Linked DNA regions of Homo sapiens: regions 1 and 3 are each linked to region 2. A link is a loop called in an ENCODE intact Hi-C map of the cell type or tissue named here. Cell type or tissue: K562. All regions are shown on one strand.

Evidence for each region. Peaks named below come from ENCODE experiments on the same cell type or tissue, not always from the same donor. Only the 100,000 strongest peaks of a DNase experiment are listed, where the experiment ranks them.
Region 1: it touches region 2 in a loop (16-fold over the local background); 2 of 110 quality-filtered maps call a loop at or near these places.
Region 3: a loop joins it to region 2, with 10 times the contacts of the local background. A loop is called at or near these places in 4 of 110 quality-filtered maps.

What each region holds. Positions count from the first base shown.
Region 1 is chr12:104,821,568-104,829,567 of GRCh38, reverse strand. The region is part of intron 10 of SLC41A2 (solute carrier family 41 member 2); the gene reads left to right. Among named protein-coding and RNA genes, the nearest start is that of SLC41A2, 130 kb to the left of the region's middle. RefSeq lists a silencer at 4,883-5,177. In K562, CTCF peaks have their summits at 1,798 (motif pointing right) and 3,950 (motif pointing right); a DNase peak (open chromatin) is centred at 4,027.
Region 2 is chr12:104,197,112-104,205,111 of GRCh38, reverse strand. No RefSeq gene overlaps it. Among named protein-coding and RNA genes, the nearest start is that of TXNRD1, 15 kb to the left of the region's middle. RefSeq lists a silencer at 3,627-3,921. In K562, a CTCF peak has its summit at 3,724 (motif pointing left); a DNase peak (open chromatin) is centred at 3,741; H3K27me3 peaks cover 447 bases.
Region 3 is chr12:106,144,967-106,152,966 of GRCh38, reverse strand. No RefSeq gene overlaps it. Among named protein-coding and RNA genes, the nearest start is that of NUAK1, 10 kb to the right of the region's middle. RefSeq lists an enhancer at 4,269-4,768. In K562, a CTCF peak has its summit at 3,674 (motif pointing right); a DNase peak (open chromatin) is centred at 3,666; H3K27me3 peaks cover 941 bases.

The DNA.
Region 1 (8,000 bases), 620 kb before region 2:
TACCATAATCAACATACAGAATATTACCTTCACCTCCAAAAGGTTTCCTCATGCTCCTTTGCAGTCAGTTCCCCTCCATGCCAGGCACTAGGCAACCACTGGTTTCTTCTCTGTCACTATAAATTATATTTCCCTCTTCTAGAATTTTATATATTGAATCTAAGTATGTCCTCTTTGTTTCCTCCTTTTACTCAACATAATATTTTGAAACTTATCCATATGGTTACATGTATTAGTAGTTTAATAATTTTTATTGCTGAGTAGTAGTCCATTGTATGAATAAATCACAACTGGTTTATCCATTCACCTGTGAATGAACATTTGGTTTGTTTCCAGTAGGGGCTGTTATGCATGAAGCTGCTATGAATATGCATGTACACATTTTTGTGCAGATATATTTTCATTTCTCTTGGGTAAATACCTATAGTAGAATTTCTGGGTCTTATGGAAGTAAATGTTTAACTTTATAAGAAACTGCCAAGATGTTTTCCAAAATGATTATACCATTCTGCATTCCCACTACTATGAGAGTTCTAGTTGCTCCACATCCTTGCTATCACCTAGTATTGTCAGGCTTTCTATTAATACCTTTAGCCATTGTAGTGGCTGTAAAGGTAGTATCATGGTGATCATAATTTGCATTTATCTGATGACTGATGATAGTGACTATATTTTTATGGGTTTATTAACCACTCATGTTTTCTTATGCCTATTTTTTTTTTAAATTGGGTTGACTTATGGAGTTATAAGAGTTCTTTGTATATTATGGATACTACTTTTTTGTTAGATATATGTATTGGAAATATTTTCTCACAGTCTATCAATTGTCTTTTTATTTTCATTTTTAAAAATATTGTGTATTTTTGAGGTTTACAATATGATGTTGAAACGGGAAACGTTCCTTGTCCCCCTCACAGGGCATGTGATGGGGGTATGGCTCGCTTCTTCCGTACACCACTGCTCAAACCTCTAGGGGAGCATACAGATGGGCAGGCTGTGGAGCTCCAAACCCACAGCAGTGTCTAGGGGTGATTGTTTACAGCTGAAGCACCAGTGGGCGTGTGTTACAGGGTGCTCTTTTAGTTTAGCTATCCGTAGATGGTTTATGTTAGCTCAGTTAGACTCCTGCCTTATTGCAAGGACAGACGGCTTTCTGTATACTGGGGTTCTTGCCTTGGTGTACCAGAAGAATCAGATTACCTGTGGGCTTAGAGAATGAGTGCAAGGTTTTATTGAGTGGAAGTAGCTCTCAGCAGATGGGGGAGCCAGAAGGGAGATGGTTTTCCACTGGAGCCGGCCACTCAGCAGCCTGGGCTCTCCTCCAAGTGCCCCAGCCAAACTCCACATCATTCTGCCAGTCGATGGCCTGCCAGCATGCCGGTGCCTGTCGGTGTGTTCCTCCTGACGTTCAGCCGCCCATCTGTTTCTCTGCTGATGTGCTCCTCTTGACGTCCAGTTGCTTGTGTGTCTGCTTGCTAGGGTCTCAGGGTTTTTATAGGCACAGGATGGGGCTTGGCAGGCAAGGGTGGTCTTGGGAAATGCAACATTTGGGCAGGAAAGCAAAAATGCCTGTCTTCACCTAGGTCCATGGGCACAGGCCTGGGGGTGGAGCCCTAGCCAGGGACTATGCCCTCCTCTACACAGCACTTCTTCTCCAATTCCGTCTTATTTAAAGGAACCATGCCCTTCCCAGCACTTCTGTATCATTATCCCCCTCTGAAGAGGTATATCTTACTGCCGTTAGAATATGGACGATGACCGGCCTTAGCTGTTTCCTGACGACAGGGGGCACTGTTTTGGGCAAAACAGCAGTCAGATTTCTCCCAGTCTATCTAAGTGTTCCTAGCAAAGGGGAGCCATCGTCCAAGGCTTCGGTTGCCTGACCGTTTGGAGTTTGATGGCTTCTAGGCATGAGAGAAAAAAAACAAGTTTTATAAGGTTAAGTATACATGGGTTATACGTGTGTTATACAAGGAAAGAATTTAGTGCCAAAGATTACAGAGATAAGTGAAATATACGAACAACAATATTGTACCTTGAATTGTATCACCCTGGTGAAAGAAATTAAACCTTATATGGGAGCGGATAAACTTTTAGAATGAGAGAAAACTGTTCTTGCCTTATCTTTAGCAGTTAACAGGTGCACTCTGGGAATTCTAGGGTTTGTAGGCTTGCCTGGGGGCCATTAAAGCTTCTTTCTCTTTCCTGCATTTCTCTCCCTTTGCTGGGCCTCCCTGTCTCTATTATAAAAGACCGAGGTGACTACTTTAAGGAGGTTCTCTAAAGTGCTATCTGGTCCCAGGACCTGTTTTTATAGCTTCCTCCTGATATCAGGGGCTGCCTGAATAATAAATTTATCCTTTGGGATTAGCTGTCCCTCAACTGAATCAAGAGATAAGAGAGGTGTGCTTTACGAAGGCCTCTCTTAGCCGCTCCAGGAAGGCAGTGGGATTCTCATCAAATCCCTGATCGATCATGGACAACTTAGTATAATTGCCGTCTCAGAGAAGGCTTGGTCTTAGTTCTACATATGCCCTCTATTATGCACACCTAAGGATGTCTCCTCTTCCAGTCTTCCACCTTGTCACTGGGATCCCATTTAGGGTCATACACTGGTACTGCTTCTCTTCCAATTGGATAATATTTACCCTCTTCCCTGACACTTTACATGATACAAAGCTCATCCCCAAATCTCTCTGCTACTTGCAGAACAGCCTGCTTCTCAGCGTCCATCAGGTTCTAATTCAAAAGTGACATAATGTCTCTCCAGGAGAGTTCAAATATTTGGGTGAAATTCTGGAAAGCCTCTATATATCTATCAGGGTCATCTGAAAACTTGCCAAGATCCCCCATTTGCTTTAAGTTCTGTAGGGAGAAGGGGACCTGGACCTTACTGGGCCCAAATTCACTGGGCATCTGTTGGAAAGGCAAGAGTGAGACTGGGGCTTGTTTAGAGTGATGATTTCTAGGAGGGGGTAAGGGAGAGGCTGAAGTTGGATAGAAAGGTTGGGGTGGACCCAGAGGAGCAGGGCTTGAGGGTGCTGGCTTCTCTGCTGGGGGTGCCTCTGGGACTCATGTCTTTAATTTCCTGGCCTTGCCACTTGCAGCCTTCCTGAGACAGCAAACACAGGGGCTAGGTCAATCCTACATTGTCGGCAAAGGTCGGGATTGCCTTGCAAGGTATAGAAAGCCTGCACGTATGGGACCTCAGACCATCTGTCCTCGCATCTACAGAAAAGTTCCAATTGCCATATGGTATTGAAATGAATGGTCCTTTCCTGAGGCCAAGCCAGTCCTTCCTGTAAATCATAATTTGGCCAAACCTTTGTGCAGAGAGCTATGAGGTGCTTTTCCTCCAGATTATGAGGGTCAAAGCAGTCCCAATGGTTCAGGATACACTCCAGAGGAGTATAAGCTGGCGGTGGTGAAGAGAACTGTTTGCCCATTCTGAAAGACAGGGAATAGAGGCTTCCCTCATTTCCCTTCCCTCTTTCAGCGAAAACTCAGGATGTGATGGAGAGAGAAAGCGAGCATCTTCCCTTCACTCTCTACCTCTTATCCCTGAGCCCTGGTGACCTTGGCAGGTGCTGGCCGTAGGTGCAATTGCAGTATGTACCCATGAAGCAGAGAAAACCTGGAGAATAGGAATTAAACGCTGTCACCTATGCCTCCCATTCTCCCTGTTGTTGGCAATCTTTGAGGTCCCAGGGACTGTTCATGCCATAAAGCATGGCCTCCTTCTGTGGGGTGGGTTTCAGTTGGCAGGAATTGGTCCTGCCCATTTACATTGTGCCTATTGCCTGGCTTTGAATCCCTCGCACCTGGTTTTTCTTTCTAGGGCTTCAGCCTGAAGCTTGGAATCGAGTTTGGGACTGAAAAGATATTTCAGAGGCTGTTTGTATCTGTTTAGAGTGTCTCAAATGAGCCCTGCTGAATTTGCAGTTCTCAGCCAGCAGGGGTCATTCCTCCCTTAACTTCCATATCAGAAACAGAGTTGGGAGGGGGAGCCCTCTCACATGGAAAAGGAAAAAACAGAAAAACAGTTTAAGGGGCAAAAAGGGGGAGATTCTGGGGGAAGAACCCCTTGCTTAGTGCAACTGGGTTCCTCTAATTCTTATATCTTTTTCCTGGTTCAGACTGGGTTGAATTCCTTGGCCAAAGGAGAAATGTTCCATTGACACAGCAGGCGAGAAGCGCCCTATCTGTTGACCCCGTGGGGTCCTGGCTACCACTGGTTTTCTCCTGCCCCCCTTGTGACTGTTGGGTTTGGCTTTTGCCTGCTGCAGGCATGCCCAGGTGCCTGAGCTGGGAGGGGTAAGAATAAGGAGAGGTGCCCTGAGCCACGCATGCCTGTGACTGTCGAGGTGGAGGCATACATGCACCTCTAGGAAAAAATTGGTCTGATTTGCACCTTTGGTGGCTGAGCCAAATGCTCATTTTACTTAGTAACATTGCCGCAGCCTGTAGCAAAACTCTTAATATTATAAAGAAAGAGATAAGAGCCATTTTAAACCATGTGAGAGAGAGAGAAAAAAGAGACAAAGTCTGGGGGTTTTGACTGGCCCAGTTAGGGCGGTTTAAAACTCTGTGAAGGGAAACAGAGCCTCTTACCCGCAGGAAAGAGAGAAAGGTGGTGGAGTTTCGGAAGAGAGGCAGACCCGACAGTTTCACATTCACTCACACCTTCCACAATCCTGGATGAGCCCCCAGTTGAAAAGGTAAAATTTCCCTTGTCCTCCTCTCAGGGCACGTGATGGGAGTGTAGTTTACTTCTTCAGTGCCCAGCTGCTCAAACCTCTAGGGGAGCATACAGACAGGCAGGCTGTGGGGCTCTGACCCCACAGCATTGTCTAGGGGTGAATGTTTGCAACTGAAGCCCCAGTGGGCATGTGTTACAGAGTGCTCTTTTAGTTTAGCCATCTGTAGGCAGCTTGTGCTAGCTCAATTAGACTCCTGCCTTATCGCAAGGACAGAGGGCTTTCTGTATCCTGGGTTCTTGTCTTGGTGTACTTGAAGAATCAGATTACACATGGGCTTAGAGAATGAGTGCAAGGTTTTATTGAGTGAAAGTAGCTCTCAGCAGATGGGGGAGCCAGAAGGGAGATGGTTTTCCCCTGGAGTCGGGCCGCTTGGAGGCCTGGGCTCTCCTCCAACTGCCCCAGCCAGACTCCACATCATTCTGCTGGTGGATGGCCTGCTTGCATGCTGGTGCCTGTTGGTGTGTTCCTCCTGATGTTCAGCCGCCCATATGTTCCTCCACTGATGTGCTCCTCTCGATGTCCAGCTGCCTGTGTGTCTGCCTGCTGGGGTCTCGGGGGGGTTTATAGGCACAAGATGGGGGCGTGGCAGGCCAGGGTGTTCTTGGGAAATGCAACATTTGGGCAGGGAAAAAAAAATGCCTGTCTTCACGTAGGTCCATGGGCACAGGCCCGGGGGTGGAGCCCTAGCCAAGGACCACACCCTCCTCCACACAGCACTTCCCTTCCCTTCAGCACTTCCCTTCACCTCTTCCGTATCATTTAAAGGGACCATGCCCCTCCTGGCACTTCCGTATCAATGTTATGAAATACATATAGATAGTAAAATGGTTACTATAGTGAAGTAGATTAAAATATCTGTCATCTCATGTAGTTATTTTTTTGTGTGTGACAAAAACAGCTAAAATCTACTTATTTAACAAAAATCCCTAATACAATATAATTTTATTAACTTTAGTCCTTATGCTGTATATTAGATCTTTAAATTTTGCCTTTTTATTTTCTTGACCATGTATTTTAAGAGCAGAAGTTCTAATTTGAATGAAGTTCAGTTTATCAGTTTTTGCAAATGATTAGTGCTTTTCATATCCTAAGAAATCTTTGCCTATCCCTCAGTTGTGAGGGCTTTCTGTTTTAGAGATTTTCTAGTTTTAGCTTTTATTTGAGTCTCTGACCATTTTGAATTAATTTTTGTGTATGGTATATGATAAGGCTTGAGGTTCATATTTTTCAGTATGAACATCCGGTTGTTACAGCACCATTTATTGGGAAGACTATCATTCTCCCTTGAATTATCTTAGCATCTTTGTCAAAAATCAATTTACTATATATATATATATGCAGGTCTATTTCTAGACTTTCTTCTGTTCCACTGATTTATATGTCTATTCTTAAGCAACTGTTGTTTTCTTTTGAGCCTTAACTTGTTGTTGATTTTAGTTTTAAAAAGAAATCATTTACCTTTTTTTAAAATTGCAAACTCTTCTGTAGGTAGCTCTCATACATATATTTTTATGTTGACAGGTATAGATATACTAAATAACCAAATGTAATGTAGATGCTTTTGCCACTGTGATTTCTGCCAAAATCAACATCCTTTTATTCTCTACTCTCAACATAGAGTTTTGGCATTTCAACAGCAGTAGTAATTATATCTACAAATCCTTATGTGATGCTCTATCTCAAACCTTCTGGAAGTCCAAGTTGATTATGTCTGGGTTTTCACACTTGTCACTTCTCATAGCTGCTTTTTCCAATATGTTAATTAATTAGGCATTTTTTCCTTTTGTTCTCTATGTTCTTTCTCTAAGCAATGACTTTAGACTCTCCCATGTCAAAACAAAATTCTTTTTATAGTTTTCAAATTTCTCAGTTATTTCTTTGCCCCTTTCTTTAATTCCCTCTCAATATAGTGAGTTTTCTTCTTATCACAGTTTTTGTTTTGTTTTCTTAACCTTTTTTATGTCAAAGGAGTTCAGAGCTATACTTCTGATTTTTTTTTACCTGCAATTAAAATTTTTTCAGGTAGTTTCACTTTCTAGAGATATCTATTACTCAATTCCTACAGATTTCAAAATTATCTTTCTAAATCTGTTTTCTGAGACCATATGTCCCCTACTTAAGAAATAGGTCTCTATACTGAGCTTAGTCAAGAGAGGGATGTTAGGTCATTGTCTCATGGGGCTATTTTTTGTTTTTGTTTTTCAGTTTATTGAGTTTTGTTTCTTCTCATAAAACAGCATATATTCCTTATTATCAAAATTGCTCACAATCCCCACACTCAAAGGCCATCATCACAAATAATTTTGGTGTGTATGCTATTTTTTAAAACTTTTTTAAAAATAATTTTTCAAATTTGAGTAGCGCTTTGGAAAGACACTCAATAAACAGTTTTAAGTAAGCGAATATGCCTTTTTCCAGTGAAATGTTTTGCTGGGCAACCTGCAGAAGGCCTATTTGAAGTGGGCATGGTAGTAGACTCAGGACCATTTTGGCTATGGGCAAAAAGGGAGCACATAAGTTGTACAGGGCCTAGCCTCTGCTGATTGCACCTTTCCTTAATATTCTATGGATATCAAGAGTATTGTACTAATTATACTTAGCATATAGTAGAAAATCAATGTGTTCATTTATTTTAGTTATTTATATATGCTTCATTCACACTTTTTTTTCTTTTTCCTTCTTCTTGTTAGAAACCAAGAAACAACTTTAGTTTGAATATTTCCTTGATTTTTAGGCTATCATTTCTTAATATCAAGTGACATTAGCTGTCTCTAGTTCTTTGCATTATTCCTTCAGAATGACATGGTCAGATAAGGGAGTGTCCATGGCAGGTGTAACTAGGCAATAGTTAATGAACACCCAGCCAAGAATGATGATATCTTTTAAAATTCTAAATTGTACATTAACTGTTGAATAAAGAACAATGATATGTATAAGGTATAAAGAATAATAACATAGTGAATGCTAGTGCACTTAACCTGTCAGCTCAAAAATACAACACTACAATTGCCCTAGTACCTACAGGTTTAGAAGACACCTATGTGCCCCATTCTCTTCTCCAGAGGAAACTTTTCATCCTGATAGCTTTCATGGCTACGTTTTCCCTTGTTATTTTACTGTGTGTATTTGGACACCTAAATATTGTTTTATTTCAACATGTTTTTAAGTTTTAGAAAATTGAATCATACTGAATATATGCTTAAGCGACTTTTTTTGCTCAGCATTGTATTTGAGATTCAT
Region 2 (8,000 bases):
ACAACCTTCACACTCTGGCTTCCCATCCATCTTCCCCCTTCTGGCTTCCCACCCATCTCGCTGGGAGCTACCTCCACCACCCAATAAAATCTTGCACTCATCCTCCAAGGCCCCGTGTGATCCGATTTTTCCAGTACATTAGAGCAAGGACCTGGGATACAGAAAGCCCTCTGTCCTTGGGATAAGGAAAGAGTCTAACTGAGCTGATTAACACAAGCCACCTACAGACAGCAAAGCTGAAAGAGCGCACTGTAACGCGCGCCAACTAGGGCTTGAGGAGCTGTAAACACTCAACCCTGGATGCTGCTGTAGGATCGAGCCCAAAAAACATTCCCCATGATCTGCCCATTTGCATGCTCCCCCTAGGGCTTTGAGCAGTGGGACACCAAAGAAGCAAGCCACATCCCTGTCCCACGCCCTGAGAGGGGGATAAGGGAGCTTCTCCTACTTCATTACCCCCATTTTGGCAAGTGAGGAAATTGAGGCCTCAAGTCTAAACGGTGACAAAACATTTTGCTCCTAAAAAAGGGTTCCGCAATTACTTGGTTGATTTAATCTCTAAACATTAACAACCGAGATACCACATGTTTTCCTTTATACAAAATGAGGCCAGGTGCGTTGACTGACACCTGTAATCCTGGCACTTTGGGAGGCCAAGGCAGGTGGATCACCTGAGTCCAGGAGTTCAAGACAAGCCTGGCCAACATGGTGAAACCCGGTTTCTACTAAAAATACAAAAAGTAGTCAGGAATGGTGGTGGGCACCTGTAGTCCCAGCTACTCAGGAGGCTGAGACAGGAGAATTGCTTGAACCCGAGAGGCAGAGGTTGCAGTGAGCCAAGATCATACCATTTTACACTCCAGCCTGGGCACCAGAGCAAGACTCTGTCTCAAAAAAAAAAAAAAAAAAAAGCAAAACTATAAATTGCTTTCAATTTTTTCTGAGTCCCACAGTGTTGAGAAATCCTACACATTAGTCCCTGTAAAGAAACTTCATCTAGTTTATAATTTTCTTAGGGCCTGGCTTTGTCTTCCAATACAAGAACAATTTTCTCTGCCATTTTAATTTTTTCCCCCCAGTGACTAAGAGTTGGTTAAACACACGGTTACTACTGGTTCTTGCCTAAAGAATAGTGGGTTTTTAAAAAAAGTAATACATACATAATTTTTTCCCCCAAAATATACAAAAGAGGCCGAGCGTGGTGGCTCACGCCTGTAATCCCAACACTTTGGGAGGCCGAGGCATGCAGATCACTTCGAGACCAGCTTGGCCAACATGGTGAAACCCCGTCTCTACTAAAAATACAAAAATTAGCTGGGCATGCTGGCACATGCCTGTAATCACACTACTTGGGAGGCTGGGGCATGAGTATCACTTGAACCCCAGAGGCGGAGGCTGCAGTAAGCCAAGATTGTGCCACTGCACTCCAGCCTGGGCAACAGAGCAAGACTCTGTCAAACACACACACACACACACGAGTTTACACTAAAAAATCTCTCTCTTCCACCTTACCCCATGCCCCAAATTCCTCTACCTGGAGGCAACTACTGTTAGCATGTTCTTATGGATCTTTCTAGAGAGAATCTTTACATTTACAATCAGAAGACAGCTTTAAGATGAAAATTAGGATGCTTTTCTTGTGTCATGCAAATGAGGATTTAGTTTCAATGATATAACAAATCAGTCAGCTTCTAGGGGTGAAAATCAGATTAGCCTAAAAAAACACTGAGGATTAAGAATGACTAAAGGACAACCAGCTTGGGGACAAATTTGATTTTTATTTTATTAAAATGGGCTTTCCACTCTGAGTTTCTGGAGCTAGGTGTCCTATGGAAAGATACTCCTGTGACTGGATTCTATATTAAAAACAATATTGTCTGCTATCTGAAAAACAGTCCTGAGAAATCTTTATCTACACAGCAATAAAAGGAAAAAGATGGGACATAAGAGTGTTCACAATTTAATGATGCTCTTACAAAGAAAGCAATTTAAGAAATGAATCAACTCAATCGAGGAATAAGTTGACTCTAGAATTTTCAATGTGGTATTTAAATTTGATTCATCTAATGAAGAACATGGTGTGCACCGAGTGAGAACAAATCTAATTCCATACAATAGCATGTATTTTACCTTCGGTTGACTCTAGAATCCATTTATTTAGCAGATATTTATTGAGCATTTACGATGTCCCATGCCTCCCTCATGCCAGGGATGGGGAAAAGGAGTCAAGCAACTATACAATTATTATTCCTGCTTCACTCTTTATCTGTTTTTCCAGCCATTTTGTATTTATTATTTCACATGTGTCTCCCAGAAACCCCATGAGGTCCAGAGAGGTGAAATGACTTGCCTAAAGACATGCAGAGGACACATGGCAGAGTGGGAACTTTTTTTTTTTTTTTGAGTCAGAGTCCCACTCTTGCCCAGGCTGGAGCATAATGGTGAGATCCAGCTTACTCCAACCTCCGCCTTCCTGGTTCAAGTAATTCTCCAGCCTCAGCCTCCTGAGTAGCTGGGATTACAGGCATGCACCACCACCCCTGTCTAATTTTTGTATTTTTAGTAGAGACAGTGTTTTACCATATTGGTCAGGCTGGTCTTGAACTCCTGACCTCGTGATCCACCCGCTTCAGCCTCCTGAGGTGCTGGGATTACAGGCGTGAGCCACCGCACCCTGGCCCATGCATGTTTATAGCAGCATAATTTGCAATTGCAAAAACATTTCAACCAGCCCAAATGCCCATCAATCAATGAGTGGATAAAGAAAATTACACACACACACACACACACACACACACACACACACACACACCCCCATGGAATATTACTCAGCCATAAAAAGGAATGAAATAATGGCATTCACCTGGATGGAGCTGGAGACCATTATTCTAAGTGAAGTCACTCAGGAATGGAAAACCAAACATCATATGTTCTCACTTATAAGTGGGAGCTAAGCTATGAGGACACAAAGGCAATCGACTTTGGAGACTTGGAGAAAGGGTGGGAGTGGGGTGAGGGATAAAAGACTATATATTGGCTACAGCGCACACTGCTCAACTGTTGGATGCACCAAAATCTCAGAAATCACCACTGAAGAACTTATCCATGTAACCAAACACTACCTGTTTCCCAAAAACCTATTAAAAGAAAGAAAAGATTATCACCACAGATATCCCAGAACTCAAAACTGAAGCTGTGATAATCCCTGGAGCCACAGAGAAGTGAAAAACTGTGAGCAGAAGGTAGGAGAAACAGATTTCTTTCTCTGTGATGCCCATTTCTGCAAACAGCCAGGCACCATGTGGAAAAGTTATCCTGGACTCAAGGCTTCTACACTGGGAAAACTGAGATTTCAGTGGACACTCTGCTTCCCCATTATCTTGGATTCCTATGCACAAAAGCCATTCCTGCCTCAATCCAGGGGAAGCATTGCAAGTGCCTATAGAGAGAAGGACCCTTGAGGGCAGTTGGGGACACAGTGAAACCCAGTGTGTGAAACGGGGGCTGGTCTCCATTCAGACAAAGCAGATACTGAATCAGAGACGTATTTCAGGAGCATGATGCTGTAGGAGGTGTGAGCCATAGGTCCTCTGGGCATGAACCCCTAGCCAGCCTCCCCAGACAGCTGGGGCATTCTCTTTGGGACCCTCCCCCTGAATTCAGGACAGGCAGCACTTCAAACTTTCATGAGAACTGCAGCAAATCTAGGCTTATGGTGCCATCTAGTGCCAAAAAGGAGGCAGTGATCTAGGGCTAAGGGAATCAACAGGCAGCCTGCACAAAACCTCTAAAAACACGTATGCTAGAAACACTAACCTAGACAGCAAAATAAACAATCCATCATTGGAAAGACCTAGACATATATGCATAAAAACAACAGCAAACAGGGAACCATGACCTCCCAAATGGATGAAGCAAGAAGTAACCAGTGATTAACCCCAATAAGATGGCAATATGTGAACTTTCAGATCAGAAATTCAAAATAGCAACCTTGAGAAAACTCAGCAAACTCCAAGATAACACAGAGGAACAATTTGAATTTTTTTTTTTTTTTTTTTGAGACAGAGTCTCACTCTGTTGCCCAGGCTGGAGTGCAGTGGTGCCGTCTCAGCTCACTGCAACCTCTGCCTCCTGGGTTCAATTGATTCTCTTGCCTCAGCCTCCTGAGTAGCTGGGACTACAGGCGCGTGCCACCACGCCTGGCTAATTTTTTTGTATTTTTAGTAGAGACGGGGTTTTGCCATGTTGATCAGGCTGGTCTCGATCTCCTGACCTCGTGATCCACCCACCTTGGCCTCCCAAAGTGCTGGGATTACAGACGTGAGCCACCGTGCCTGGCCCACAATTTAGAAATTTATCAGAGAAATTTAAGAAAGAGATTTAAATAATAAAAACAAATCAAACAGAAATCCTGGAACTGAGACACACATTTGCTGAACTGAAAAATGCACCGGAGTCTCAACAGCAGAATCGATCATGAAGAAGAAAAAAATAAATGAGCTTTAAAAATACGCAATCAGAGGAGAAAAAAAATTAAAAAGATAAAGAACAACTACAGGATCTAGAAAATAACCTCAAAAGAGCAAATCTAAGTGTCATTGGTTTTCAAGAGGGAGTTGAGAAAGAGCAAGACATAGAAAGCTCCCACAAAATAATAACAGAAAACTTTCCAAACTTAGTGAAAAATATAAATACCCATATACAGGAAGGCCAAAGATCAACAAACATATTCAACCCAAATAAGACTGCTCCAAGGCATATAATAATCAAACTTTCAAAAGTCATGGACAAAAAGTGGATCCAAAAAGTAGCAAGAGAAAGAAGCAAATAACATACACATAAAGGAGCTTCAATTTATCTGGCAACAGACTTCTCAGCAAAGACCATACCAGCCAGGAGAGAGTGAGATGACATACACAAAGTGCTGAAGGAGGAAAAAAAACCAAAAAACGAAAAAACCCCTGCCAACTGAGAATGTGATACCCAGCAAAACTATCCTTCAAACACGAAGGAAAGATAAAGACTTTTTTAGGCAAACAGAAGCTCAGGAAATTCATCACCACCAGACCTGTCTTACAAGAAATGCTAAAAGGAGTCCTTCCATCTGAGAGAAAAGGATCCTAACATGCAACAAGAAAATCATCTGAAGGTATTATGTTGGTGCAAAAGTAATCACAGTTTTTGCCATTAATTTTTTTTTTTTTTTTTTTTTGGATAGAGTCTCACTGTGTCACCCATGCTGGAGAGCAATCTCAGCTCACTGCAACCTCCGCCTCCTGGGTTCAAGCAATTATCCTGCCTCAGCCTCCCGAGTAGTTGGGATTACAGGTGACTGCCACTATGCCTGGTTAATTTTTGTATTTTTAGTAAAGATGGGGTTTCACCATGTTAGTCAGGCTGGTCTTGAACTCCTGACTTCAGGTGATCCGCCTGCCTCAGCCTCCCAAAGTGCTGGGATTACAGGTGTGAGCCACCATGCCCAGCCATTACTTTCAATGGCCAAAACTGCAATTAATTTTGCACAAAGCTAATATAAAATTCACTGGTAAAATTCAGTATGCAGACAAATTTAGAATATTGTAATACTGTAATTGTGGTATATAAATCACTCATAGCTCTAGTATGAAGACTGAAAGACAAATATTACACAAATAACTATAATAATTTATTAGGAGATAGGAAATATAAAAAGATATAAATTGAGACAACAAAAAGTCAGAATGTGGAGAGGAGAATTGGAGTTTGAGTTTAAAACTTTTCAAGTTTTTTTTCTGTATGTGTGTGTAACAGGGTCTCAGTTTATCACCCAGGCTGGAGTGTAGTGGCATGATCTCGGCTCACTGCAGCCTCGACCCCCTGGGCTCAAGTAATCCTCCCATCTCAGCCCCCTGAGTAGCTGGGACTACAAGCATACACCACCACACCCGGCTAATTTTTGTGTGTGTGTGTGTGTGGAGATGCCATGTTACCCAGGCTGGTCTTGAGCTCCTGAGCTTAAGTGATCTGCCCACCTTGCCCTCCCAAAGTACTGGGATTAAAGATTTGAGCCACTACACCTGGCCTTAAAGTACTTTTGTTTGTTTGTTTTCTTTTCTTTTTTCTTTAAACTTTTTCTTTTTATTTATTTATTTTTTTGATGGAGTCTTGCTCTGTTGCTAGGCTGGAGTGCAGTGGCGCGATCTCGGCTCACTGCAACCTCCAACTCCTGGGTTCAAGCGATTCTCCTGCCTCAGCCTCCTGAGTAGCTGGGACTACTGGTGCATGCCACCATGCGCAGCTAATTTTTGTATTTTTAGTAGAGACGGGGTTTCACCATGTTGGCCAGGCTGGTCTCGATCTCTTGACCTCGTGATCTGCCTTCCTCGGCCTCCCAAAGTGCTGGGATTACAGGCGTGAGCCCCCACGCCTGGCCTTCTTTTTGATTTTTCAGGTACATAGTAGGTATATATATTTATAGACATACATTAGATGCTCTGATATAGGCATGCAATATATAATATCTCAGCATGGAAAATGGGGTATCCATAGCTTCAAGCATTTATCCTTTATGTTACAAACTATCCAGTTAAACTCTCTTAGTTATTTTAAAATATACAATCAAGTTATTATTGACTATAGTCGTCCTATTGTGCTACCAAATAGTAGGTCTTATTTATTCTTTCTATTTTTTTAAACCCATTAACAATCCCCACCTCCCCATCTTTTCATTTTGATCAAAGTTAAGTTGTCATCTGTTCAAAGTAACTTGTTATATGTATTAGATGTTTTGGTAAGCCTCATGGTAACCCAACGTATAAATCTATAATAAATACATTAAAAATAAAAAGCAAAGAATTAAAACATACTACTAGAGAAAATCACCTAACCACAAAGGAAGACAGTAAGAACGAAAGACGGGAGTTACAAAACAACCAGAAAACAAGTAATAAAATGGCAGCAGCAAGTTCTTACCTATCAATAGTCACACTGAATGCAAAACTGGACTAAATTCTTCAATTAAAAGGCATAGAGTGGCTGAATAGATTTTTTTTAAGAAAACAAGACTATCTGCTACCTACAATAACTAATTTTGTCAGGCTTGGTGTGGCAAACCTGTAGTATTATCCACTTGTGACGCTGAGGTGGGATGATTGCTTGAGCCCAGGAGTTTGAGACCTGGGAAACATAGGAAGACTTCATTTCAAATAAAAAGAAAGAAAGAAAAAAAAAAGAGAGAGAGATGGAAAGAAGGAAGGAAGTAAAGAAGGAAGGGAGGGAGGAAGCAAGGAAGGAAGGGAGGAAGGAAGGAAGGAAGACTTTACCTGTAAAGACAAAATAGACTGGAAGTGAAGGCATGCAAACAGATATTACATGCAAATGAAAATCAAAAAGGAGCAAGAGTCAGCCTACTTATATCTGATAAAATAGACTTCAAGACTAAAACTATTTAAAAAGACAAAAAAGTCGTTATATAATGATAAAGGGGTCAATTTAGCAGGAGGATATAATAACTGTAAATACGTATGTACCCAACATTGGAGGAGCAAAATATATAAAGCAAATATTAATAGAACTAAAGGGAGAGATAGACTGCAATACAATGAGTAAGGGATTTCAACATCCCAGTTCCAGTAGTTAACAGATTATCGAGGCAGAAAATGAGCCAAGAAACACTGGAGTTAAACCAAACTCTAGACCAAATGTCCCTAACTGATGTTTAGAGAGCACTGTATCCAACTCTTGCAGAATACACTTTTTTTTTCATTAACACATGGAACATTCTGCAGGGCAGATCATATGTTGGATCACAAAACAAGTCTCAACAAATTCAAAAGTATAAAAATCATATCAAGGATCTTTTCTGACCAAAATGAATAAAACTAGAAGTCAATAACAAGAGGCACATTGGAAACTGCATAAGTGCATGGAAATTAAACAATATGCTCCTAAACAACCAACAGGTCAATGAAGAAATTAAGAATGACATTTTAAAATTTATTGAAAATAATGAAAATGGAAAC
Region 3 (8,000 bases), 1.9 Mb before region 2:
GTGACACAGCATTCATTCCTACAGATGAATGATTCCTACAGGTACCTCCTTGGACATTCTGGCTTCCTAATAATGCCCAGGAGAACCATGATATCACATTGTTTGTGTCCAATTTACGGATGAACAATGTGAATCCCAACAGCCTACATTATCAATAGAAATTTGGAATTTGAGCCAAGAGATAAGGCCTTTTATCGCCAAAGAATTTATGTGTGTGCATTAATGGGAAGGTTTAGTCGAGACAGTTTAGATAATTTTATATTAGATGATTCTTTTGTTATTAAATACTCCTAATTTTGTGTATGTGTGTGTGTGCATGTATGTGTGTGTGTGTAATCTGAAAAGGCTTCCTCCGATGGGTTTCTACCTATGACAGAGCCAGTGGAGTGCATGAAGCACAGCTCACTGTAACCTTAGACCCCTGAAAGTTTGGCAGGTGCTCATAAATGGGAACTGTGCCAGATGCTTCTGCTGAAGGAACAAGGATGGATTTGTGGAGTATGTCAGTGTCTTCTGCAGCCTGCAGGTTTCACTCAGGGGCCAGAGCCACAGTCGAGGCTGGACTCTACAAATTCAGGATAACACCCTCAGAGGACAAGGTCACCCGTGGTCACACTGCCATATGCCTCTAATTTGCAAAGGTGATGGGAAGTTCCCATTTCATCTGCATTGACACTTGTCAAGCTCATCTGACTATGCCTCAAATTCCACAATTAGAATTTCATCCTTTTGGCTAAAGCCAAACAGGAAATCTGTGTCTTATTCAAGGACATTTCTACCTGGAGAGTGAGACTTTATGCTTAATAGCCACAAATGTGACGTTCTCACATCCCCTCCTCTCACTGGATGCCCTTGATAGCTCAGTAATATAGGTTTGACGATTTTACCTGTTTACCTGATGAGCAAACAGAGGCCCAAATGGAAGCCAAAATGTAAACTCTTGGCTCGAATTCCAGATTTCTATGGATAATGTAGGCTGTTGGGACTCACATTGTTCATCTGTAAATCGGACACAAGAATGTGATATCATGGTTCTCCTGGGCGTTATCAGGAAGCCAGAATGAGGCACACTGCTCTTTTGCTTGTTAGCTCATTTGTTCGTTCATTCATTCACATTCAGCAAGTGGTTCTTTGCAGTCTTGATCTAAGGGACAAAGGGCTACCAAGATGCCTAAGCAGAACCTGCTACCCTAACTCCCCTTTAACTGAGCCCTTATTATTTTCCAGACACCAGGCATATTTTAATATAATCTTCCCCAAATAACTATATTTGTTAGGCATTCTTCCCATCTTGTAGATGCAGAAACTGAGACCCAGAGAAGTTAAGCAAGTTACCTAAAGTCACGCAGCTAGAAATGGAGGGAGCTGGAGTTTGACCCAGATCAGACTACAAGAGCTTTCATTCTCAATATTACACAGCCTCTCTCACATTGGAATTTCTCTGTGTTTTATTCCCTTCAACTTTGGCTGGACTTATTTTAGATGGATGTAGCTGGATTCTAAGGGGCTACACTGGATACTAAAGTCTGAGCCAGCAGGTAGGCCAATGACCCAAGTATTTTGGTGAGAGCTACTGGGACATTTAGGTAAAAGTGTTTATCTAAATTTTCTCTGGAAAATTGCTGTATCTGTGCTGTGGCCAGGTGTGGACCGAGTGGGCTGCTCACCGGCTCCTGCCTCAGCAGTAGGTCTTTGCTTCTCTTCTAGAACTGCCCTAGGGACTACTCATCCACTCTATTTTTTAAAATTATTTTTATTTTTATTATTTTTTTGAGAGGGAGTCCCGCTCTGTCTCCCAGGCTAGCCTGGAGTGCAATGGCGAAATCTCAGCTCACTGCAGCTTCCACCTCCTGGGTTCAAGTGATTCTCATGACTCAGCCTCCCAAGTAGCTGGGATTACAGGCACAAGCCACCACATCCGGCTAATTTTTTATATTTTTGGTAGAAACGGGGTTTCACCAAATTGGCCAGGCTGGTCTCAAACTCCTGACCTCAAGTGATCCACCAGCCTCGGCCTCTCAAAGTGCTGGGATTACAGGAGTGAGCCACCCCACCTGGCCTCTCATTCACTCTGTCAGTACAGAGATTGGTCCCTATGGCCAGAGTCCACTCATCACCTGCTCTCTGTCTGCTATGAGTGGCTGGTACCACCTCTGAAGTTTGCCAGCTGGTAACGTGAAAAGCCAGGGGTGAGAGCGAAGTGCAAGGCTGGAGGGGACTACTGGATAGCGATAGCAATCCCCCAAGGACACATTAATTTCTCTAAATGACCTTTCCAGCATAATGAAGGTACAGAGAATCCAATCAGTTGCCCTTTCGAAAGAACAGTGAGACAGCTGCTCTTTTTGAAAAAGCGGGACTCCAAGCTGAAGCCAGGCTGGATTTCTTTGTGCTGTCCTTTCTCTGGCTCACGAAATTCTACCTTGGAGGCTGAAAACTCATGGCATTCAGTTTCATTTTAAAAAGGAGATTGGAACCCTGAAACTAAGTATCTACAAATTATTTTAGAAGTGGCTTTCACAAAGATGCTCTCTTTTTTTTTTCATTTTGATGATGTCTCTACATTGGAGGGTATGGAGGGTATCATTATCCCCATTTTCTAGATGGGGAAACTAAGGCCAGGAGAGACTGTGTGATGTGATGGGAAATGTTGGGAAATTGAGACTATAAGCTGGCTCTAGTCTGATAAATAATAGACACAACATGTAGAGCCCTTCGCAGCTGACAAAGTATTTGCATGTTTTAAACTTTTTAATCCATCCATCCAACAAACCCAGTAAGACATTTTATTATTATCCCTGGTCTTACAGATCAGTTAGTGACAGACCTGGCCTTCTAACTCCTTCCCATCCTTCTGTTCTCTTTCCATCGTATTACTTCTTCTTGGGTTCTTTGACTTCTTTGAGTCTCTATTCTAGGAGCTGGTATTTTTTTCTGTAAAGAGCCAGATAGTAAATATTTTAGGCTTTGATGGCCATATGATCTCTGTTGAAACTACTCAGTTCTGCCCTTCTAGCTCAAAAGCAGCCATAGATGTACGTAAAAAAATGGATGTTACTGTGTTCAAATAAATCTATATTTATGGCCCTGAAATCTGAATTTCATATAATTTTCATGAATCATGAAATATTATTATTATTTGATTTTCAAAAGCAACTCAAAAGTGTAAAAACCATTCTTAGCTTGTGTATGGCACAAAAACAGGCAGGGGGCCATAGCGTGCTGACTCTCGCCCTATCTTTGTCTGTAAAATTGGGAAGTAGTAATACATCCGCCGTAGACTCACATGGATTAAGTAAGATCACACCAGTACCATGTTTTGCACAGGGTCCACCATTGCCCTTCTGTCACACGATGAGAGCATGAACGTCTCTGGGTTTCAGTTCTCTTATCTATTAGAAGGGAAGTGTTGGCTACTTCTAGCTCTGAGTCTATATATTTTTGCCAAATTACTTTTTGCTAAAGAGCTTCAACCGCCTTCCTTCTCCCTGCCCTGAGGACATCCATGCCTCCTGGGTCTCCCCAGAATTTCTCCACCCCATTTCCATTTGGCCAACTTCTCTTTCTTGGTCCTAGTCGTTATTTTGTACCTTGGCTTGCACTGAAGTGAACTAGATTTCTTCTCCATTTCTTGGAGAAGTTTTCAGTGGGCAGACCCAGCCACTTGGTGGAGCTGTGGGGAGATGTTTTTCCTTATAAAGCTACCTGATGTTTCCCCTGGAGAACTTCAGGTTTGAAGGTAGGGACGCTGGAAATGGTGCTTCTGGGGGAAAGAGGTGTTGTTCATACCTGTGTGCGTGTTTCCAGCATCTGTCCATATCCAGTTAATTTGGGCAGTCAGGGTTTTGAGTTCAGATGTTTCAAGAGTCCTGAGTGGGGCATTTATATGGGAGAGGCCAGGGACAGATAGATCCTAGATCTGGCGAGGTTCTCAATCCGAATTCCTGGAAGTTTCCCAGTTGTCCCTTGTTCTGTCATGGAGGAAATCAGTCTGTCTCCTCACCATGCAAAACATGCACTTTCTTTTTGGAGCCATTAGATGTACAATCGAATAGCCTTTATCTTTTAAGGAGCTGACTTTTTGTGACTTTTATATATGTAAAACATGCAATTTCTTTTTGGAGCCATTAGATATACAGTCAAATAGACTTTATCTTTCAAGGAGCTGACTTTTTGTGACTTTTATATAACAACTATTGGTGAGATGTGATTTCTTCTCCCTTTCTTGGAGAAGTTTTTGGTTGCTCAGATATTAGCTATTATGTAGCCAAATTACCTGAGCTTGTAAGTTGCGAGACCATAGGGTAGTCTCTCGATCTCTTAGCATATCCCATGAAAAACGTGGGAAATAAAAATATCTAATCCCAAGTAAAGTATCATTTTGAGAATTAAAAAAGACCACTTGTGGGAAAGTGTTTTGTAAACTGTAAAGCATCATGCTGATGGGAGGTATTAGAAACTCCTCGAGGGCAGAGGACCATCTTGTATTACTCTTTATCTGCAGAATGACTGCAGCATCATAGATGCTCAGCTAACATCTGTTGAATGAATGAGTGAACAGGCGAATGAAGAGCATCACGAAGGGGTTGGCAGACTGGAAATATGCCTATTAAATTAAGGGTTTCAAAGGATGAGGCTGGGAGAAGCAGGAGAAGCAGGCCCTTGAGAGGAATCTAGGGCACGTGGCTTGTCTGCCAGGAAGGCAGCTAATGCATCCCTTGCCAGCTAGCCGGCTGCCGGGCAGGCTGGCTCCACTGGGCGAGCTGCCAGGCCCCAGGCCATCTAAGGCTTGTGTGAGCGTCCCAGAGCAGGTGGGCCGGGAGCGTCTGTCGTCACGGGTGGGCTGGTGACCCGCCTGGAATGCCTTCCCTCTCGTGCCTGCTTTTAGAGCCTTAGTCCCTGGTGACAGTAAACAGAATGGACGCAGGGCCTGACACTGAGCCACCCTGGGTCTTGGCAGGGTGGGTCTGAGAGACCTGTTTTCCAGAGTTAAAAGAATACAAATAAACACAGCACAGATAAATGTAGGCAGTTATATAGGAAATCTAGGTCCCAGGGCTATTTTTTCCTGACCCAGTTTTTTTGTTTGTTTGTTTGGGACATAATTACTTGGGAAATGGTAATTGTTTTACATGCTTGCTATAGACCTGATAGAATAAATCTAATAATAATATTATTTAAACAATAATAATAGCAGCTAATGTTTTGTCTGTGTTTACCACGTGCCTATGTAGTACTATGTTAAACACTTCATAGACATTTTCATAGTTCTACAAGGTAATCATTAACTCTGTAGGATTGTATCCTGTCAATCCTATGTACTAAGTATTATTACTATACCTATTTTACGTATGGAGGGATTGAGGTTCAGTCACTTCCTGGGGTCACAGAGCTGAATGGTGGAAGAGCTGCTAGAACTCAACTCAAACCATTCATCCACCCATTCATTCATTACATAATGATTGAGCACCTACTATATAGCAGGTACTAGGGATTCATGTGTGAATAATACCAATAAAAACTCCTGCTATGTGGGGACAAACACAACAAATAAAGAAATTTTATAATATATTATATGGTGGTAAATGCAATGGTGAAGAATAAAGCATCCAGGGAAGGAAAGCAGCGCCAATAGCAGAATGGGAGGTGGAGAAGGTGGGCTGCAATTGTAGACAGGATGGTCAGGAAAGGCCCCATGGTGAGGGTGACATCTGAGCAGAGTTGAAGGTACTGGGTTGCTGAACTGTGTGGATTGGAAAGTAGAACTTTGTTTTGTATGAACTTTGCCCAATGGGGCAAACAGGCAAATTGGAGTCCAAGGAAGATTTCTGTGAATTCACTTTTTTTCTTAAGTTCATTCTCACTCTCTTTTCTGGGCTATGCATTTCCAGAATAGGAAATTGAATGGCAAACTAGGGAGAAAGTAAAGGCATCAAATAAATTCATCGATCAATCCGTCCATCCATCCGTCCATCCATTCATCCATCCATCTACCCACCCATCCATCCATACATCTGTTCAACATTCCTAAGGCACCCACTACAAGCCAGACCTATGCTTCTCTTAGAAGAATAAGATCTAGCTCTATACTGTTGGATATATAAAATATATATAAAATAAATATATATGTATAAAATAAATATAAGTAATGTTATATAATTTTATATAATCAACTGTAAATATATTTTACACTGCTTCAGATTTTTTAAATTTAAATTTTCAAATGAAAATTTTATTAAATACAACTTTATTGTTTTGCTAGAGTTGCATTTCAGTTTAATCATTGAAAATTTATCTCTGAATTGAGAATACTCTAAGTGTGAAATGCATAATGAATTTTGAAGATTGAGCACAGAAAAATGTAAAATATCTTATCAGTGAGTTGTTTATATTAATTACATATTGAAATTAAACTATTCCAAATATTTTATTGTTACTATTTATTTTATAGTAATACAGTAATATGTTTATTACTATTTCGAATATTATATTATTAAAGTTAATTTCTCTTGTTTTTGACTTGTTTTTAACATGGCTGCCAGGAAAGTTAAAATTATTTATGTGGCTCGCGTTATATTTCTATTGGATAGTGCTGTTCTAGACCTTGCCATTCCGGAGCTTCCAGGCAACTGCAGGGAGCTGGGCACACAATTGAGTAATTGTAATACCATGTGGTAAGTGCTATAATAGACCCAGGAACCGAGTGCTCTGGGGACAGAGGAGAACTGAGCCTTCAGTTCTGCCCAGCCCAGGATCAGGGGAGAGGTGACGTCCTCAGCTAGGTCTCTGAGATGGTAGAAGTTTGTCATCTGGAGGCCAGGAAATGAGGGGTCCCAGGAATTGGGTATAGCATGTGCAAAGGCCAAGAGACATGAAACCCTGAGAACCATGAAGGGAAAGGAATGTGTGCATTATTCAGCAAGAGAAAGGACCCCACCCTGCCCAGAACCCTATTTAACCTCAGTGAAAGCCTAAGCCTCTTCCATTGTAGCCAATTAGAGTTTTTCTCCCACCCGACCCCAGCACGTCCCTGCACGTGACATTTTTACTCTTGCGACTTTCTGGCAGCCACTCTTTCCAGGGTGGCACGGTGTTGTTTCTGCTCTGGAGTCCTGCCAGTGCCTTATCTGTTGACAGGAATTTATCACCTTTCAGTTTCTTTTTTTTTTGATAACAGAAACTTCCAACGAATCCCTGCTGTTTTATTCCCCAGGAAGAAGCTATCTTATTTTTCAGTACAGGGTTTAGAACAGAGAAAACAAGGCAAATGGGACTGCTGCCAGCTGTCCACGTGCTCCATCCCATTCATATGTGCAGGAGGAAGGCAAGAAGGAATGTGCAAGGAACGGAAGCCTGACATCTCCAAAAGGAATCAAGAATGTCAGTGTTGGAGGGTGTCATCAGTCATCTGCTCCATCGGTTACCCACTGAGGTGGCTCCCCAGACTGACACTCTTCCCAACAGGCTCAATGGGCCCTCTCAACCATCAAATGCATGAGATAAATTAAAACTAAAACTCCATCTGAGCTATTTCTGTTGACCCTTGTAAATATCCACTGATTCTATTTATACTTCTGTTTCCTGATGTCACCTGTCAACCTCCATAGAAAGGCCTTCTCTTATATCTTTTTATATACAGAATAGAATACCAGTGGGCAGGTGGCAAAAAAACAAAACAAACAAACAAACAAAAAAACCCAAAAAAACAGCCTACATTTATTGGGTGCTACTACTCGTATCTTGCTGATCTTGTGCTTTTTTTTTTTAATTAACTCATCCAATCCTCAACAACAAAAAACCCTTTGAGACAGGTATTACTAATGCCCCCATCTTAAAGCTGAGAAAACTGAGAAACAAAGAGGAAGTTGACCAAGAGAACATAGATAGAAAGTGGGACAGTCAGCATTTGTACTCGGGTTTTTCTGATTCTGGAGTCTCTGCCCTTAGTCATCATTCTTGTTTCTCTAGCCACTTAGCAGGGGGAAGAAACATAGCTTTCT